Regions from separate parts of the Mus musculus genome. Here all the other regions are linked to region 2. The links are chromatin loops, found by intact Hi-C in ENCODE. Cell type or tissue: gastrocnemius. All regions are shown on one strand.

Evidence for each region. A loop is a pair of places that touch in the nucleus more often than their neighbours do. Peaks named below come from ENCODE experiments on the same cell type or tissue, not always from the same donor. Only the 100,000 strongest peaks of a DNase experiment are listed, where the experiment ranks them.
Region 1: it touches region 2 in a loop (2.3-fold over the local background); 14 of 42 quality-filtered maps call a loop at or near these places.
Region 3: it touches region 2 in a loop (2.0-fold over the local background); 14 of 42 quality-filtered maps call a loop at or near these places.

What each region holds. Positions count from the first base shown.
Region 1 is chr11:53,464,292-53,468,291 of GRCm38, reverse strand. Shroom1 (shroom family member 1) reads right to left here. Exons shown (of 8, transcript NM_027917.3): 3 at 3,962-4,000; 4 at 2,984-3,172; 5 at 2,248-2,796; 6 at 2,036-2,168; 7 at 1,642-1,914; 8 at 526-1,529. The coding sequence ends at 1,197. Among named protein-coding and RNA genes, the nearest start is that of Shroom1, 9.1 kb to the right of the region's middle. In gastrocnemius, a CTCF peak has its summit at 1,537 (motif pointing right); DNase peaks (open chromatin) are centred at 1,573 and 1,756; H3K4me3 peaks cover 819 bases; H3K27ac peaks cover 781 bases.
Region 2 is chr11:53,522,733-53,526,732 of GRCm38, reverse strand. The region is part of intron 1 of Septin8 (septin 8); the gene reads right to left. Among named protein-coding and RNA genes, the nearest start is that of Septin8, 5.0 kb to the right of the region's middle. In gastrocnemius, a CTCF peak has its summit at 1,658; DNase peaks (open chromatin) are centred at 1,648, 2,515 and 3,613; H3K4me3 peaks cover 528 bases; H3K27ac peaks cover 4,000 bases.
Region 3 is chr11:53,470,746-53,474,745 of GRCm38, reverse strand. No RefSeq gene overlaps it. Among named protein-coding and RNA genes, the nearest start is that of Sowaha, 7.4 kb to the left of the region's middle. In gastrocnemius, a CTCF peak has its summit at 1,869 (motif pointing left); no DNase peak of the experiment used is centred here; H3K4me3 peaks cover 155 bases; H3K27ac peaks cover 267 bases.

The DNA of each region.
Region 1 (4,000 bases), 58 kb after region 2:
GAGAGAGAGAGTGTTAGTTTCCCTTGTCGGCTGCAGGCAATGCATGCTCCTCTTAGAGAGTTTATTAGAATATAAAATGCAATGCTTGTTTATACCTTAAGCTTCTTCTCTCTTGACCCTCCTGCCTCCCACCAACTCTGACAGAGGGACTCGCCATCACACGGGAGTGTGCAGGGTTTATAATCCTTCCTCATGCTTTTTTTTTTTTTTTTTTTTTTGGTTTTGTTCTTTGGTTTTTTTGTTTTTGTTGTTGTTGTTTTTGTTTGTTTGTTTGTTTTTGTTTTGTTTTATGAGACAGGGTTTTTCTGTGTAGCCCTGGCTGTCCTGGAACTCACTCTGTAGACCAGGCTGGCCTTGAACTCAGAGATCTGCCTGCCTCTGCCTCCCAAGTGCTGGGATTAAAGGCGTGCACCACTACGCCCGGCTTGTGCTTTGTTTTTGTGGTCGCTCTATGAGGGCTTGAACCCAGACTCTCACACATGGCAAGCAAGCACTCTACAGCTCTATCTGTAGCCCTCTCTTTAAGTTACTTTTATATTTATTTGTTTATTTAGGGGTGTTGTGCCTGCATGTATGTCTGTGCATTACCTGTGTGCAAACCAGAGAGTGTCAGATTCCCTGGAACTGGAGTTACAGACGGGTGTGGGCCATATACCATAGATGCGTGAAATAAAACCCAGGTCCTCTGGCAGAACAGCACGTGATCTTAACTGCTGGTCCATCTCTTCACACACACACACACCCCCAACCCTGTATCCCCAACTCCCACCCCTGCAGACTTCTTTTTTCTGTCTTTTGTGGAGGCAGACCTCCCCCAACCCTGTATACCTAACCCGAAACCCTGCAGCCCTCTTTTTACGTCTTATTTTGAGGGAGAGTCTCCTAAGTTGTCCAGGCTGGCTTTGAGTTCCCTTTGTAGCCCGGATAGACCTTACACTTGAAATCTTCAGCTTCCCATATAGCGGGGAGTACAGCTACACCACCAGGCCAGGCTTTGAATACTGCAGTTTTTACGACCCACAAATTCCCAAAGAATTACAAACTTGAATAAGGTCACAGGAGAACACCGTGGGAAGATGTGTCCTAGGAAGGCCTGGTCTGACTCCTCCCTACTCCCTCAAGGGAAAGCTCTCTATAAAGCATCGCCCCAGTTGTGGGTGAGCCTGGGACAATGTTCCCACCTCCGCTACATGTAACTAGATAAGGGTAGCAAGAAAAGGTTGTTTGTTTAGAGGACGGATTGCTGGGGCCCAGGTCAGTCTGGGAGAAAGGGGATGATGGCTGAGGTCGCTCCAGATAGTGTCCAGTTGGTCCTTAAGGAACCGGATTCGATCGTCCAGGCTGCGCTGCTGTGACAGGATCCTGGCCTTGGAGGCCAGCAGCACACAATAGGAGCGCAGATGCTCTGCGGGCAGCTCCCGCTCCAACACCTGACGCAGGGTTTGCTCCCGCCGAGCCACGTGCTCCTTCAGCTCCTTAGCTTCTTCTTGCTGTCGCTGCAGAAGTTGGAGTCGCTGCAGCAGAGAGGCCTGGAACCACCGGGAGAGGGCGCAGTGAACACCGTTGCTTCCCGGATGATCCGGGCGGTAGAAGGAAGGCCCCTCCAAACCCTGCTCTTCCCCCAACCTCAACCTATTTTACCCTCTCATCAGGGTCGCTGTTTGAGCCCGCCCTAGCCAAGGCGAGGTTTACACGGACCAGGCGACTGCCTAGCAGCAGCAGCAGACCAAGCACACGCTCTAGATCAGTCATGAACCGGCGGAACCGTTCCAGCTCCCGGGGTGTACAGGCCTGGCTCACAGCAGCCTCTAGAGCTCCGTTGCGTTGGGTCCAGTCTGCGGCGGTCCCCCGCAGTCGCTCCTGCTCAGCGTGAAGATCCTGCAGCATCTTTTGGAGGAGGCGGGCTAGTTCCACCTACCGGGAGGGCCTAAGTATTCAAAAACTGGGCCAAGTCTGGATTTCTCCAACCAGACACTAAGCCGCGGCCCCACCCAGCTTCCATCCCCCTACCCACCCCACCCCTTCCCCCACTCACTTTCTTGGCCTGGGTGCTGTTTCCTTCTGGGAATTCCTGGCCACTTGATTGGTCAGGGTCGGGGGTAGAGTTTTCAGACCTTGATGCCTCTTGGGAAGTCTGCAGGTCCTGCGTGAGGTGGTGTCCACAAGACCTGAGGACAAAGCCAAAGTTCTCTGAATCTTTCTGCCTTAGACTGCAGATACTCAGAATCAGGAGTCCTTAATGCTCACCCTTCCTCCGATGCGCCAGCAGCCTTCTCTCCCATCTCCTCAAGGGCTGGCCTCATCGCACTTCGGATCTCTTCGACAGGAAAAAGCCCATCCAGCAGGCCCTGCGGTGGCTCTGGACCGGGCTGGGCGGCAAGAGTACGGCTCAAAGAGGGATCCAGTCTGGCCAGCTCTTGAACCAGCGCCTCAAAATGCCGACTAGGCCAAGTAGTCTTGGAATCAAACTGGCCCCAAGTCAGGGAAGTGTGGTGAGGGGACCCTGGAGTCTCAGAGTCTGAAGGTCTCAAGACATCGACTGGGGGAGGCTTGAGGGGTTTTTTCTCTGTAGCTGCAGAGGGGTCAGTGGTCCCATTAGTGTCAAAGGTTGGGATGTCGTCATTTGTAGTCTCTGGAATGCTTGTGGGTCTGGAGAGATCCACAGAGCCGTTCACCGCTTGCCCACAGTCCTCTGTACCCGTGATCCCTGGAGTCTCATGGAGGGGTCTCTCTGCTGAAACTGCAATCTGACCAGCTTTTTTGCTTAAGTCGTTTTCATACTGCCGGTAGGAGGTGCTGGAAGTAGACGGGATACTGAATCAGAAAAGGCTCTGGTGCAGACAAGAGCTCAAGGTCTGGCTGCTTGCCGCCATCCCCCAACACCTGGGCATTACCTGAGAGAGTTCCCAGCCCTTTGGCATTTTTTAGATGTATATGTGTTAGGAGAGTGTCTCTCTGTGTTTGGACACAGGAAGGGATTCACCTGGTGGGGAGCCCTTGGGAATCTTGAGGTGACGGTGTTTTGGCTTCTCTCAGGAACACGTCATCTTCAGGGAGGGAGGGGCCCGGAGTAGACACCGAGGTCTCAGAGATTCTCCGACCACAGCCAGCCGGTTTGGTCTGGAGGGCCTCTCCAGGACACACTCCTGTGACCTCCTTCTGAGTCAAAGACCTAGAGGCAGGGAGCCTACAGTGACCAGGAAAGAGGCCCTTCCCACGGCCCCAGACAAACAGCAGAGCATGCAGTTTGCACAAGACTGTCGGAAGTCTCAGACTGAGGCACGTAGACTGTCCTGTAATGATTAGATCTTTGCCAACTTGAATGGATTTGGAATTACCTAGGAGACACACCTCTGACTGACTCTGAGGGGGTTTCCAGAGAGGTGCCACTGGGGAGGGAAGATGTATATGTGTGAGGAGAATGTCTGAGATTGTAATCTGACTGAATGTGGGCAGAGTCATCCCATGGACTGAAGTTTGAGGACTGAACAGAAGTGGAAAGGGCACTGAGCCCCAGCAGGAGTCCGTTTCCTGATGGAGGGTAACCAGAAGCCTCACACGCCCTGAATCCATGCCTTCCTGCCGGGATGGACTCCACTCTCTTCAACCGCGAGCCAAAATAAATATTTCTTCTTCAAGTCTCCATTCTTAAGAATTTGTTCACGGGGCTGGAGAGATGGCTCAGAGGTTTAGAGTACTGACTGCTCTTCCAGAGGTCCTGAGTTCAAATCCCAGCAACCACATAGTGGCTCACAACCATCTGTAATGGGATCCAAGTGCCCTCTTCTGGTGAGTCTGAAGATAGCTATAGTGTATGCATACACATAAAATAAATAAATAAATCTTCAAAAGAAAAAAAATTGTTCTCAACAATAGGAAAAGTAATGGATATGGGACCTGTGATTCCTTTTTAAATCAAGACCCGTGAAAGTTGACTCCAAGAGTGTCCCTTATCTCTCACCTGGAAAGCTTGGTGTGAAGCAGTGGTCTGCGGATGTCT
Region 2 (4,000 bases):
AAGCATAGGTACTCTTCCACAAGGACAAGCTTTTAGGTTGGCAGGCCCTAGACAGGGGTAGCTCTTGCTGACTCTGGCCCCTTTCATATCTAGCAACCTAGGGTGCTCACTAGGGGCTCTAAACATCTTCAAAAATCCCCCTGAACAAGGACAGTTGGCACCTTGGAGATCTGCACACAGTAAGATTTGCACATGGCCAAGATCCCCTCGGAAATCACTAACGAGCTCTTGGATCCTGAGCAAAGGCAAGGCTTTCTACGTCATCCTTTCTTTGGCACATCAGAGAAAGCAACCAAACTAAGAAAGTGCAATCTTTCCTGCCTGGCCATCCAGAACAAAGCAGAGGGCCTTGCTCATTATACAGCCCAGTGGGTAACTGGGACATCCCTGTCCTGGTCCAGAACTGTTTTCTGAACCCTCGGGATCAGCCCTAATTGTCAGACATGAGGAACCGTCTGTTTTACCAAGAATTGAGGTGGCATCTAGGGAGAAGTCGGGTCTCACGGCTTGCCCACACACGAAAGCAGACTATCTTCAGAGACTGGAAATCTGCTGAAGGACCCACACCAGCAAGACTGGCAGAGCTGCAGATGAATAAAGAACCCCAAAGTATGCTGGTAGTGGGGATGGAATCAAAGCAGACCCCCCAATCTAGGAAATATGGTTCCTGAGTCCTGGGTGCTAAGCAGCTAGCTCCCTAACGCCAGGTCTTCCACACGCCAGGTCTTCCACACGCTTCTCTAGCGCCGTGGTCTCTGAACACATCTGTCCCCCAGCTCCTGTGCCTAGCATTGGCTGGCCCCCTAGACTATCTTAGGGTTTAAAATTCAGAATGGTTTACCCTCTTGCTCATCTCAAGGCATTGTCGGGTACACCCTGCCAGTTGGACAGAAAGCCCACTCCTCAGGACTCACTGTACCACTGGGAGCCTTCTCCACCCATGTTCCTGGCACCAAGTGGCTTCAGCTACTCCCAAGCAAGTCTAGGCCTTAAAAATAGCCAGAGCAGAGGCCCCAGGCCAGAACTGTGGTGTTGAGCACAACTGTCCTTGAGCCCAAGAGGAATTCTAGGAATGTTCCCAGGAACGGCTTAGGCTCTGGTCCCAGGATTCCAAGCAAGCCTCTAAACCCAGGTCAGAGGTCACGGGAAATAACTAAAAGGTCGTATGGGAGAGAGCAAAGTCAGAGAAGCTGTCATCCTGGGCCTGAGGAGAACAGAAACAGGGAGCACCTGTCCCCAGTCCAGGACACCTGGGCTGCAGCGTCTCTCTTCTACAGGACAGAAGACCGGGGAGGGGGGTGGGGGGTAAGACTCAAACCCAGATCAATGTTCACAGTGCCACCATGGTGCCCACATGGTTAACAACGAGGAGGGCTGCTGGGCCAGCAGTCCAACTTCTCCCAGGCCCAGAACTTGGTCCTGTGTTTCTCTGTCCAGAACACTTTCTCGTCTTCCCACAGCCAGGCTGTAGCTTGTCAAATAGGGATGGTTTGATTGACACACCTACCAAAACGGGTTCTCCAGAAACAAAAGAGCAGAGTTCCTGAGCCCATGCCCGTCCCTGCCACCTGCCACTGAGGCTTCTCAGGCTTCCATGTGTTGCTGGAGGAGGAGGAGGGAATGTCCCATCCTGCCACAGCACATAGGGGGCGCTCTGCTGCAGGAGGCACAGCAGCTCCAGTTTTCTGCTTGGCTAGAGACTGACTCTAGGGGCAGCCACCGCTGTCTGCCAATGTGCTCATCCAGAAGTGGTCCAACCATTCAAAGAAGGAGGCAGCATTTCCTTGTGAATGAAACACTGGCCTTAGAAGGGGGGGCGGGGGGAGTGTGGATTCCAAAATCTCCCTGCTTTGTTTACCACCTCAGGCTGGATGATGTTGCTGGCAGGTTCCAGAGGGGTGCCCTTGCACCAACATGGCCAGAGGCAGCTACAGAGGCACAGCTATGCATCTCTGCTATCCATTCACCCCAACAGCAGGCAAAGGGTTGTCTTTGTCCCTCAGGAGAATGCTGGGTCTGTCCCACAGTCCCCCCAAAAGCCCAGGTTTCCAGTGGCCCACACCCAGAGGATCCCTCTGGGAACAGTCAGAGATCATGATCAGAGATGAACACCCCCTCTGACTCTGTCCCTCTAACTTGGTTCATAAAGCCTACTATGTACCCGGAAGCTCCTCATCCTAGGAATGAATATCCAATTCAAGGCAAGCAAAAAAGACAACTGCAGTTGATGTGTTAGAATCGTGGCTGAACATAGCACACCAGGCCAAAACAGTTCCACGTGTAAGAGGTTTATTGGAGTGGGGGGGCAAGGTGGCAGCCGAAAGAGAAGTGGGGAAGAGAAAAAGAGATGAGGGGGGCTTTCTTTATATATATGGGTAATGATGTAACCCAGGTAAAGGTGGAGGTGAGCCAAGTAGATTCTGGGAATATGGTGGCTGTTGCCTTGGCAACGGGTCTGCGGGTCTCGCCTAAGTGATGTCACGGATTTCTGAGGTCCTGATGCCAACAGTATTACTGCCCAGAAACTCCCGACCCTGTCCTCTGCTGCCTCCTCCCAGCTAGGCTTCCCCACATGCGCCCTGAGGATGAACACAATGCCTATGGAAGCTAATAGAGCAACCCACTCTTCAAGCAGATGTGTCCCATTCCCCCACCCCACCCCCGTCCCCCATCCCCCCCAACCAGCTCCACATCTGGTTATACACAAAGCTAGAGCATTATAAGATGGGGGTGGGGAGGGTCCCAAAACCCTAAAGGCAACTGGAAGCAGGAAACTGGAGAGGCCCTGAGAGACACCTGGAGGCCAGCTGCTCCTTGCTTCTTTGCTCTGGGGCATGGCCGCAAGGAAGCTGGGCTTCAGTTACAAATATGTCCGGGAGTTACTGTCCCAAACACAGACCACTCCCAATTTCATCCTAGGGCTCGAAAGTCTATCACCTCAAGGGGCACTCAGGTGGAAGCTAGTCTTTGGGCATTGGGCCCATGGTTGAATGACCAGCAACCAAACTCTGCTTCCTCACCAAATCTCAGCCTGCTGACAGCAAAAAGACGATGGACCACAAAACATCCACTGCCCACCCAAAGCTTTTGGACAAGCCCCGAGTTCTCCTCCTCTGCTTATCCTCCTTGACTCTGTGGCCAGTCTCTTGCCATCGTCTTTCTTCCTGTCCCAAACAGTCCACGGTTGGATGCTGCCTTGGGTCATCAACCCCTCACCAGACTCACAGCTCTGATCCATTCCATAAGGTTCCAGTAAGGTTGGTTCATAGTTTGTTAGGTAGGGAAGGGAGGAAGAAAAGGCAACCCTAGCTCCTGGAGAAAGGTGTGGAGCCGTGGCTTTGCCTGTGGCATTCACGTGTGACCCTGCAATGCTCGGCACTGGGGGCTTCACAGGCACCTTTTTCTCAGCTATCTTTTCTGCCCAGAAAGTCTCGCCGAGGTCATTTTCACAGGATAGGGAGAGCCCAGGGAACAGGGCCCTTGAGCCACACTGGGGTGAGAAGCCTGCTTCCCACACCTAGCTTCAGGACAAAATAGGCTCTCCTTGGATAGCATGCTTTTTGGGGAAGTGTCAAGATTACAGGGTGACAACGGATGTAACAGATGGTGCTGAGGATAAAGCGGAGATGGGGGCGAGGGAGCGACTGGCTGGGAAGAAAGCCAAGGATGAGGCTGCTTCACGTTTCTCCCCTCTCCCCCGCACATCCTCACTTTGCCCGGAACCTACAGGGTCCCTCACCTAGGAGTCTGAACCTTGTCCCATTAGATGCAGACAGGAGTCACAGGAGCTGGTCAGGGTTGGAGGAGAGTGATTCTCAGAGTCAGAGTCTAAGAAGAGAGGGACCCCAAAAGTGTGCCAGGAGTCTGATGACCCAAGGAAGACAAGAGATGACAGAACCTGCTGAGGGTTGCTCCTGCAGACATATACAACAGCCATCAACCTAAGCCTCTGAGCTGACCTAAGGCTGAGCAGGACCCAGTCAGAGATGTGGGGCCAGCA
Region 3 (4,000 bases), 52 kb after region 2:
AGATCCAGGCTACTGAGCAATCCTGCCAAAACCAAAACAGAACAGAACAAAAATCCACAGAAGGCACAAATTAAAAATGCAAGGGGACAGCATCTGAGGAAAGGCACCTGCGGTTGCCTTCTGGAGACCACGCATGTGGGCATGCGCGTGCACCCACACACACATTTGCACCTGCACACAAGTAAACATGCACACACACACACTCACCATGAAATGCACCCAGGCACATGTAAACAAATAAATAAATGTAATCGAAAAGTTAACTGTTGAGACGGTTAAGGTGCTAAAGGTTGTCCCAGGAGAGTGGGCTTTTCATGGAAGACAATTGTTGCTGCAGGTATGTGTGAGTGTTTTACAGTGCCTTTGATGGAGGCGGGGTTTACTCCAGAACAAGCCTCGATTGCCTAATTGAAGATTCAGGACACGGGTAATGAATCTGCAAGCTGTGTTTGTTAAGTATGTTCCAGGCACAGTTTCAATGTGCTGAAGTTATTAACAAGCCTTGTGTGTGCCACAGACTATCCGTATCTGGATGCTCTCCTCACCCACCCCATGTGTGCATGTGTTTGTGTGCGCGCTTGTGCAGACGCACATAGTGGAGGGTGCACGTGGATGGGTGCAAATGCATGTTGAAGCTTCAGGTTGACGGCTGAGATAATTCCCAACCGCTCTTCCACCTTCTGCAGTGAGGCAGGGTCTCTCAGTCAACCTAGGATTCGTGGATATAGCTAAGTCTCCCTAGCCAGCTTGCTCTAAGGATCTCCGGTCTCTGTCTTCGGAGGCTAGAATCACAGGTGGGCCACCATGCCCATCTGGCATCAATATTGGTTTTTGGGACTGAACTCTGGTCATCACGCTTGCTCACCAAGCTTCTAAGTCCTGAACCATGTCGCTGGCCCATTAATGTCTCGATTTTAAGTCAGGAAGTTAAAAGGCTGCAATAGTCAGAAGAAACGTGTCCAGGTTCACATCTAGTAAGTGGCAGAGAGGCATAGCATCATCCCTAAACCCATTCATTGACTGTGAGGGTTAGTGTTGGCGACCTGAATCTGGTAGCATCTAGAGAGATGGGCTTCTGAAAATTACCTTGATTATATGACTTGATCTTGGGTGGGACCACACCCTGGGCAGGGAATCCTGGACTGTGTAAAACAGAGAGAGGAAGCTGAGTAGAGACAAGCTCACATTCATCTCTCTCTGCTTCCTGTCTGGACACGGTGTGACCAGCTGCTCCAACCACCAGCGGCCTTGCATTCTCTGCCCAGATGGACTGCACCCTGGAACTGCCATTCTGATTAAAGCCTCACTCCCTTACTTTGTTTTTAATCACAGGACCAGACACGAAAACAGTGACTCTGGGCTATTCTCCACACTCCATCTCTGTCCTCTGTGGGATGAAAGACTGGCAGTTCCCATCCTGCAGACTGCGGGAGAAGGAGCGACACCAAGTGAATAGTTAGGACTCTCGGAGATCTGCAACCTATGGGCAGGGGTTGGGGGTGCTGAGTTGTTTCCAGGATTTGCTTTACATCATTCTTTTAAAAAAACAAAACAAAACAAACAAACAAACAAACAAAAACAAACCAAACCAAACCCAAAAAAAAAAAACCCACATTTGTGTTTGCAAACAAACATACTTCATTCTATTAGGAAAAATGTAAAGGGGAGTTAACCCACTTTTGTATGGTAGCAATTAAAATAGGATCAACAGGGCTGGAGCAGTGGCTCAGCAGGTAAGAGCACTGACTGCTTCTCCAGATGATCTAGGTTCTATTCCCAGCACTGACATGGCAGCTTCCGGTCCCATTCCATCTGTGACTCCAGTTCCAGGGGATCCGACACCCTCTACTGGATTCTGCAGGCACATACATGCAGGCAAAACACCCATATACATAAAATAATATTTTTTGTTCCTTTTGAGACAGGGTCTCATTGTCAAATTCTGTCAATTAGACAAAAGCCAGCATTTCTCAGGAACTACCAAAGGAGTCCGCCTCCTTATCACTGGTAGAAAGGTCAAGTGGCTATCTGTAGTGCCCATTGTCATACTAACATATATGATGGCCTCCACGCTCCCTCAGTATTACAAGAACCTGTTACAGAGTCAGTGCTAGCATCCTGGACCTTCTCACCCTGCCTCTTACCCTAAACTTCTCCAGCTCATGGGCTTCCCTCCCCTAGTTTCTCACTCTTGTTCTAACCTTGCTACTTCAGCTATGTCCTCCCCTGGTCTTCTCTCTCTCTCTCTCTCTCTCTCTCTCTCTCTCTCTCTCTCTCTCTTTCTCTCTCTCTCTCCTCCTTCCATACATATATTTAAATAGTATTTAAATAGACATGTACATATATACATATTTAAATCTAAGGCAGACATAATAGTGCCTGCCTTTAATCCCAGCACTCAGAAAGTAGAGGCAGGAGTATTTCTTGTGAGTTCCAGGTTAGCCTGGTCTACATTGATAAGTTCTAGGCGAGCCAGGGCTAAATAGTAAGACCCTTTCTCAAAAAAAATAAATTAAAATCATCAGGTGGGTATAGGGGTACATTCCTGTGACCCCATAAGGTGAGACAGAAGACTAGGGACTCAATGTCATCCTGAATATTGATATACAGAGTTCAAGGCTAGCCTGGGGTACTTGAGGTCTTGTCTCAAAATAATAGCCATCCTCTTTAGAACCAACAATATCACTCTTTCAATATTTTATTAATTTTTTTATGTTATGTGCATGTGTATGGGCATGTGTGTGTGTGTGTGTGTGTGTGAGAGAGAGAGAGAGAGAGAGAGAGAGAAAGAGAGAGAGGGAGGGAGAGAGAGAGAGAGAGAGAGAGAGAGAGAGAGAGATGGCACATGTGTGGAGGCCAGAGAATGACTTCCAGGAGTTAGCTCTTTCCTTCTGCTGTACAGGTCCCAGAGATAAAACCGGGTTGTTGTCAGGATTGGCATCTGGTATCTTCAATCACTGAGCTATGTCTCTTTGTTCCTTCCCTTTTGGGGGGTGGGGGTGGGGTGGGGTGGTGGTTCAAGACAGGGTTTGTTTATGTAGCCCTGGCTGTTCTGGAACTCACTCTGTAGACCACACTGGCCCTGAACTCACACATATCCTCCTGATTCTGCCTCCCAAGTGAATACCGTCTTTCTTAGCTCACATCCCTCTACTATCCTTACCTTCTCCATCTAAACTGCCACCAAGTGAGCTGAAAGCACCTGCCAATCTTTGTAAAGATGCTCTCAGGGGCTGGAGAGGTGGCTCAGTGGTTAAGATCCCTGCTTGCTCTGGCAGAGGACCTGGGTTCTGTTCCCAGTATCTACGTGGCCCTTCACAACTATCTGTAACTCCAGAGTCAGGGGTTCCTGCTCCAGAGTCAGGGGTTCCTGCTCCAGAGTCAGGGGCTCCTGCTGCAGAGTCAGGGGTTCCCACTCCAGAGTCAGGGGTTCCCGCTCCAGAGTCAGGGGTTCCCACTCCAGAGTCAGGGGCTCCTGCTGCAGAGTCAGGGGTTCCCGCTCCAAAGTCAGGGACTCCTGTTCCTCCTTCTTTTGATCTCCAAAGGCACCATCAAGCACGCATGTGGCACACAGACACGCATGCAAGAAAATAGTGAACATAAATTAATCTAAAAGAGGAGGAGGAGGAGGAGGAGGAGGAGGAGTTGAAAGAGGATCCAAGGTGGAGGGGAAGTGGAAGAGGGGGATACAGGAAAAGAAGAGAAAGCATAGAGGGGGAGGGGGAAGAGAAAGAAGAAATCTTTATCCATTCCTCTCCCCCCCCCCGGGAGGGGGTGGGGAACCAAATTCTCTTGGTGGAAAAGCTGAGTGATTTAAATACCAAAGATAACAGACAGTAGCCCCCTAAGCGTGGTGGCTGAGTTGTGACAGTAACACCAGGAATCTTGAGAGGATTTCTTCACAGAAAGTGTAGTCCTTCTTTATCCCACCATTCACCTCTTCTGGGTACAGAGCATTTGCCCTAACCTTCCCTGGGAGCCTCTGCCATCTGAATGGCCA